Linked DNA regions of Homo sapiens: region 2 is linked to region 1. A link is a contact called in ENCODE Hi-C or POLR2A ChIA-PET data. All regions are on one chromosome and are shown on one strand. Each heading gives the region's core, a stretch centred on a gene start or an enhancer-like site at or near the end of the contact. The rest is flanking DNA. Distances are from core to core; before and after follow the strand shown.

The links. A loop is a pair of places that touch in the nucleus more often than their neighbours do. ChIA-PET counts read pairs that join two places held with the same protein, here RNA polymerase II (POLR2A). Pooled maps may share reads with other maps.
Region 2: a pooled map shows a loop between it and region 1 (2.1-fold over the local background). The contact joins two enhancer-like sites. A Hi-C loop is called at or near these places in 1 of 50 pooled maps. POLR2A ChIA-PET finds 5 or more read pairs at or near these places in 2 of 52 experiments (A549 and activated naive CD8-positive, alpha-beta T cell).

What each region holds. Positions count from the first base shown.
Region 1 is chr20:49,800,242-49,803,607 of GRCh38, reverse strand. No RefSeq gene overlaps it. Among named protein-coding and RNA genes, the nearest start is that of SLC9A8, 11 kb to the left of the region's middle. RefSeq lists an enhancer at 538-667. Within about 2 kb of position 1,592, at least 4 of the 41 ENCODE cell types and tissues checked have a DNase peak (open chromatin) inside an H3K27ac peak, as active enhancers do.
Region 2 is chr20:50,045,620-50,048,985 of GRCh38, reverse strand. No RefSeq gene overlaps it. Among named protein-coding and RNA genes, the nearest start is that of TRERNA1, 5.7 kb to the right of the region's middle. Within about 2 kb of position 1,830, at least 26 of the 41 ENCODE cell types and tissues checked have a DNase peak (open chromatin) inside an H3K27ac peak, as active enhancers do.

The sequences.
Region 1 (3,366 bases), core at 343-2,842:
GCACCTACTATGTGCTATGTCCACAGTAGCACAGAAAACTCCAAGGAAACTGCCTTTTTTATTTTATGTTTTTCAGAATTTTCAATTATTTCTTCTTCTAATTTTTATTTATTTTATTTTATTTTTGAGACAGGGTCTCACTCTGTTACCCAGGCTGGCATACAGTGGCACAATCACTGCTCACTTTGGCCTCAACCTCCTGGGCTCAGGTGATCCTCCACCTCAGCCTCCCAAGTAGCTGAGACTACAGGCACAACCACTGTGCCTGGCTAATTTTTGTATTTTTTTGTAGAGGCGGGTTTTCGCCATGTTGTTCAGGCTGGTCTTGAACTCTTTGGCTCACGGGATCTGCCAGCCCGTGTCTCCCAAAGTGCTGAGATTATAGGAGTGAGCCACTGTCCCCGGCCCTTTATTTATTTTTTATTTTTTTATTTTTGCAAACTTTTTTTTTTTTTTGAGATGGAGTTTCACTCTTGTTGCCCAGGCTGGAGTGCAATGGCGCGATCTTGGCTCACCGCAATCTCTGCCTCCTGGGTTCTCCTTGCCTCAGCCTCCCAAGTGGCTGGCATTACATGCGCCTACCACCACGCCCAGCTAATTTTTTGTATTTTTAGTAGAGATGGGGTTTCACCACGTTGGCCAGGCTGGTCACGAACTCCTAATCTCAGGTGATCCACCCGCCTCGGTCTCCCAAAGTTCTGGGATTACAGGCGTGAGCCACCGCACCCTGCCCAGGCATTTTCAATGAAGGGGAAACTTTCTCCATAACCTCTATTTTCCCCTCAGTAATCCTCAAGTCTTCCCGGTACACCCTCAACACAGGTGATGGGCTAAGGGTTCATAGACGGTTTGGGGAAGTCTCCCCTTTTCTAACTCAGCAGACATTCAGCTGTCTCTAGAGAGAGCCACAGTACCTCAGCACGAAGCCCTTAACCAAAACTGAAACAAAAGAAAAGTCCCATTACACACCTGTTTCTAAGGGGTTTTCCCGTCTCTTTGCTTCTTATTCAAGACAAATCTGTGGGACAGTTAAAATATTTGCCATAAATAAAAAGATATAGGCTGGGCGCGGTGGCTCATGCCTGTAATCCCAGCACTTTGGGAGGCCGAGATGGGTGGCTCACGCGGTCAGGAGATCAAGACCATTCTGGCTAACATGGTGAAACCCCGTCTCTACTACAAAAAAAAAAAAATTAGCTGGGCATGGTGGCGGGCGCCTGTAGTCCCAGCTACTCGGGAGGCTGAGGCAGGAGAATGGCATGAACCCGGGAGGCGGAGCTTGCAGTGAGCCGAGATCACGCCACTGCACTCCAGCCTGGGCAACAGAGCGAGACTCTGTCTCAAAAAAAAGAAGGGGCCACAGGACAAGGAATGCAGGAAGCTTCTAGTTGCAGAGAGAATCGCAAGTAAGGAAATGGGGGCTTCAGTTCTACAGCTGCAAGGAACTGAATTCTGCCAACAATCTGAAAAGAGTCCAATTCCTCCCATAGCCTCCAGATGAGGACTCCAGTGAGCTGACATCTCTGCTTCAGCCATGTGATGCCCTGAACGTATAACACAGCAGAGCCTGCATGAGCTTAGGACCTACAGAACTGTGAGCTAATACATGAGTATCACTTAAAAGGAAAAATAGATATATTCACCTTGCTGCCGTCAGTCCTCAGCTGAAAGTGGGTTTGCTTTGAGTACCCCAGGGCGGGCCAGCTCTCTTGGGCCAAGGGGTAGACAGAGAGGCTGATTGGGAGTTAAGAACCCAGACACTGGAGCCAAGCTTCCGGGGTTCAGATCTCAGCACTGCCACTTACTGCCTCTGTCATGTTGGGCAAGTTAACCCCCTTGTGCCTCAGTTTCCCTGGTATGTATTTCAGAGTATTATTTTTGGGTGAAGTGAGCTAATATTCAGAAGTTCTTTTTTCTTTTTTTCTTTTTTTAAGACAGAGTTTCACTCTTGTTGCCCAGGCTGGAGTGCAATGGCGTGACCTCGGATCACTGCACTGCAACCTCTGCCTCCTGGGTTCAAGCAATTCTCCTGCCTCAGCCTCCCAAGTAGCTGGAATTACAGGCGCCCACCACCACGCCCAGCTAAGTTTTTGTATTTTTAGTAGAGACGGGGTTTCACCATGTTGGCCAGGCTGGTCTCGAATTCCTGACCTCGTGATCCGCCCGCCTCGGCCTCCCAAAGTGTTGGGATTACAGGCGTGAGCCACCGTGCCCAGCCTATTCAGAAGTTCTTGAAGCCATGTCTGTCTGGCACATAAGTACTTCATGGATGTTTCTTAAATAAAATAACCTCCCCCAGTCAATATATATGTGCATAATGGGGCGATTGCTTCAAAGTAGGGCTGAGCCCTTCGTTGCTTCTCCTGGGTTAGAAATACCAGTTGTTAGCCTGGGCAACACAGTGAGACCCCATGTCTACAGAAAAGAGAAATAAATAGTCAGGCACGGTGGTGTGCACTTGTAGTCCCAACTACTCAGAAGGCTGAAGTGGGAGAATAGATTGAGGCGGGAGAATAGATTGAGCCTGGGAGGTCAAAGCTGCAGTGAGCTGTGATCGCACCACTGCACTCCAGCCTGGGTGACAGAGCGAGCCCTGTCTCAAAAAAAAAAAAAAAAAAAAGAAGTACAAGTTGTGGTGACATCTAACCGCATATTTTCTTGTCTAATTTAAAGCCCAAAAGGGAAGTTTCTCTCTATTTCCTAGTAGGGGGAAACTAGAAAAAGCCCAATTATCTAGTAATAGAAGAATAAGTGCAGGCACTAAAAAGGATGACTCATATCTATGGGTATTAACTTGGGAGGGGTCTCTGCTCTGCCTTAGCAATGTAGTATAGTGGTTAACGTCATGGGCCTTGAAGCCAGATTACTTGTTTCTGAATTCCAGCTTGGCCACCTTGTGTGATCTTGGGTAAATCACTTAACTGCTCTCTGCCTCAGTTTCCCCATCTATAAAATTGAATTAATAATAGTGCTTATCACACAGGACTACTGTAAATATAAAATGGATTAATACACAGAGAGCAACTAGCATATGCATTGTACATACTCAATAAATCTTAGGATTACTGTTAAATAAAAAGATAGCACAGGTTCACTTTAGAATTAAGTACATGTGTATGCATTTAAAAAATCTATGGGCTAACTTACAAAATGCTCCAAAATTATGACTGTTTTTTATTCTATTCCTCACACTTTTCTGTATTCTCTGAAAATGCTTTTTCATAGTGATGAGCCAATACTTTTTTTTTTTTTTTTTTTTTTTGAGATGGAGTCTCGCTCTTGTTGCCCAGGCTGGAATACTACTTTTATAATCAAGAAAAAAATTTAAGTAATTCCCTTTGAGGGTCGGGAGCTTAATAAACAACT
Region 2 (3,366 bases), core at 581-3,080, 250 kb before region 1:
GATGTCGCCTCTGGAGGGGGCGGGGAGGGGCTGAGATCAGAAGGATGCCAGGAGCATCCCACGGTCACTGCCACGGTTAACTTCTCTCTTGGAGGTAGGAACATGTACAGAGGCTCAAGTACCATTTCTTTCTTTTTCATTTTATTTTTAACACATTTTTTGCACCATTTTTTTTTTGCAAATTGAAAATGGTCCAGAACAGGAAGTAGCCATGTAGCCACATCACATAGAGTGGGGAACAGTGGGCACGGGGCAGGCCTTTGACCAGTTCTATCTGCTTCGGGGCTGGAGCCAGCCTGGGTGTGGGGGCCCCTCCCAGCCCCCTCAGCCTTGGGGCCCTCCCAGCTCTCAGTGACGCAGCTGTGGTGGCATTTGGCAACCGGGCTGCCCACAGCTACCACAGCCCTGTGCATCTGCCAGCTGGGGGTAGGGGGAGCCGGGGCCTGTCCCTGCCAGCTGAGCCCTCCTGCCAGCAGCCTGGCCCAGGTGCCCCCGACATGCTGTCTGCAGCCCCTCGCCCACCTTACCTTGCCTCCCCACACTTTCCGCCACTGAACCTGACTGGTTCTCACTAACCAGAAAGTCAGTGCCTTGCCGGCAGGATCGTGTCTGTGTCTGGCACCATTCTCTCCCCAGAACTAGCACACAATTGGTGCTCAATAAGTATTTGTGGAATGAACAAATGAAAAACTGGACAAATAAATGGCAACCTCCCCTTCCCTGTCTCCTTCCCTTCTTCTTTCTCCCTCCCTCCTCTTCTTCTTTTCTTCCTCTCTCCCTCTCTTCTTCCCTTCCTTCCACAGATAGTTATTAAGCACCTATGTGCCAAGCACCATGCTAGGCACTGGGGACACAGTGGTGCCCCAAACAGACAAAAGTCCTGTCCTCACAGAGACAACATTCTAGAAAGGGAGTTAGACAACGAAATGACCCCACAGGCTGGGCACAGTGGCTCATGGCTGTAATCCCAGTGCTTTGGGAGGCTGAAGTGGGAAGATTGCTTGAGGCCAGGAGTTTGAGATCAGCCTGGGCAACATAGCAAGACCCTGTCTTTACAAAAATTTAAATTAAAAAAATAAAGTACTTGGCCGAGTGCGGTGGCTCATGCCTGTAATCCTAGCACTTTGGGAGGCCAAGGCGGCTGGATCACCTGAGGTCAGGAGTTCGAGACCAGCCTGGCCAACATGGTGAAACCCCGTCTCTACTAAAACTACAAAAATTAGCTGGGTGTGGTGGCGGGTGCCTGTAATCCCAGCTACTTGGGGGGCTGAGGCAGGAGAATCACTTGAAACCAGGCGGCAGAGATTGCAGTGAGTTGAGATCATGCCACTGCACTGCAGCCTGGGCAAGAAGAATAAAAAAAAAAGCACTTAAGGTCTTAAGAAAAATCAAAAGAAATAACTCCATAAACCAAGTGCAGAATTGAAGCAGGAGAAGATGCAGGGAGAGGCCTTCAGTGCCATCCACGCCTGGAGCGGAGGTAGGGGCGTCTTCCTGAGAAAGGGACCCAGCAGCGCCTCGTTCCCATCTTGCTTGGGCAGGTGAGAGGTGCCAGGAAGATGGCAAAGCCTGTGCCCCTCGTGAAGCTCAGAGTCTCAAGGGACGCAGACCTTCCTAGTGAGTAGGAAACTCATTATGAAAGAGGAAACCCTCTGGCGCTGAGCAAGAGTGTCAGCGCCTTGCCCTCTCAGCCAGGAAGGTCCCAGAGGAAGTGACGCCCGGCAGTGTCCCAGCACTGGGCAGGATCTGCTGGCAGCCCACCAGGAGAAGAGTATTCCCGGCAGGGACACCAGCTGGGGCAAAGGCAGGAAGACTGTCACCACCCCTCGGAAGCTGTGACTCCAGCCAGGCTGGGAACGCCCCTCTCTGGCCTCGGGCTTTCTCTTTTGAGAAAAGGGAGCAAGGGAGCAGGGCCGCCCACCAGGCAGGGATGCTGGAAAATTCTCTAGGAGGCTTTGAAGGGCTGGGCAAGGCGCTTGATTTAAATCCTCCCGGGCTGACTTGCTATTTCCTGTCTTCCCTGATGGGCCATGAGCCCTGGGGGAGAGAGGCCTGGTCTGCCTGCCCTGTGGCCTGGCACAGTTTGGCACACAGTAGGTGCTCAGGGGGGTGTGTCTGTGGAATTAAATGAGCGAGTGCAGTCCCAGTTTCCTCATCTGTGTGTGGGGATAATGCTGATGTGGCCACAGAGATGGCATGAAGAAGCTCTTTTTTTTTTTTTTTAGCTTTTTGTAAAGATGGGGTCTCACTATGTTGCCCAGGCTGGTCCCAAATTCCTATCCTCAGGTAATCCTCCTGCCCTGGCCTCCCAAAGTGCTGGGATTACAGGTGTGAGCCACCACACCCAGTCCCTGAAGAAGCTTTCACATTTTTTGTGCTGTCTTCTCTCCCCACCTCCTGGTGGCAGGTCAGGCCTCTGAGGATCCCCTAGAGTCCCCAGAAATTCCCTCTCTGGGAGCTGAGGGTAGAGAACACAGTGAGAAGGTGGGTTGGACAGATTCCCCAGCTCCAGATTTTGAGGCTAGGGATCCTAAGGTGCCTGAAAGGAAGTGAAAATCAGCTTCATTTACAATGGAAGGAAACTGAGGTACAACAACAATAATAATGAAATCTTAGCTTGCTGAGTGCTTTCTCTAAGCCAGGCACTGTGCTAAGCCCTTTGACCCAAGTTGTTCCATGTAATCCTTTCAACAGTCATAGTAGGAAGCAAATACTATGATCCCATTTTACAAGTGAGGAAATGAAGACTCAGGTAAATCAAGGCCACACCACCAGTTAATGGGGGAGCAGGCATGGGAATGAGAATCTAACTTACAACCCAGAATCATAAGCCTGATGCTCCCTGTGTGGGGAGGTGGTTTGGGAGGGACAGGATGAAGGTTACATTGGAGAGGCTGGAGATGAGAAGAATGGACAGATCCTTCATCTGGGGGATCAAGGGCTGTGGAATAAATAATTGCAAAAGTGAGGGGTCTAGGGTCAATGCCATTGCTCTTTTCACCCTGGATAGCCCAGGAAAGCTCCAATCTTCAGCCCACCCCAGCAACCTGAAATTTACTTTGCTTCACTCACTCATTCATTCATCTATTCATTCAATCAGTCAATTAACAGAAAACACAATACAGAATCACACAATACCAAACATATCCATTTAAACAATAAATGTAAATGAGTTAAATGGGTCTATTAAAAAACAAAGACTCATTAGATTCAAAATCAGAATGCATTCATTTATTCATTGCCTTTCATTTATTTAGTGCCTAAATTATTCTAGGTCCTGTTTTAGATTCCAATGATAGAAGATAAAAATAAAATAGGGGAGCCGGGCAAGGTGGCTCACGCCTGTAATCCCAGCACTTTGGGAGG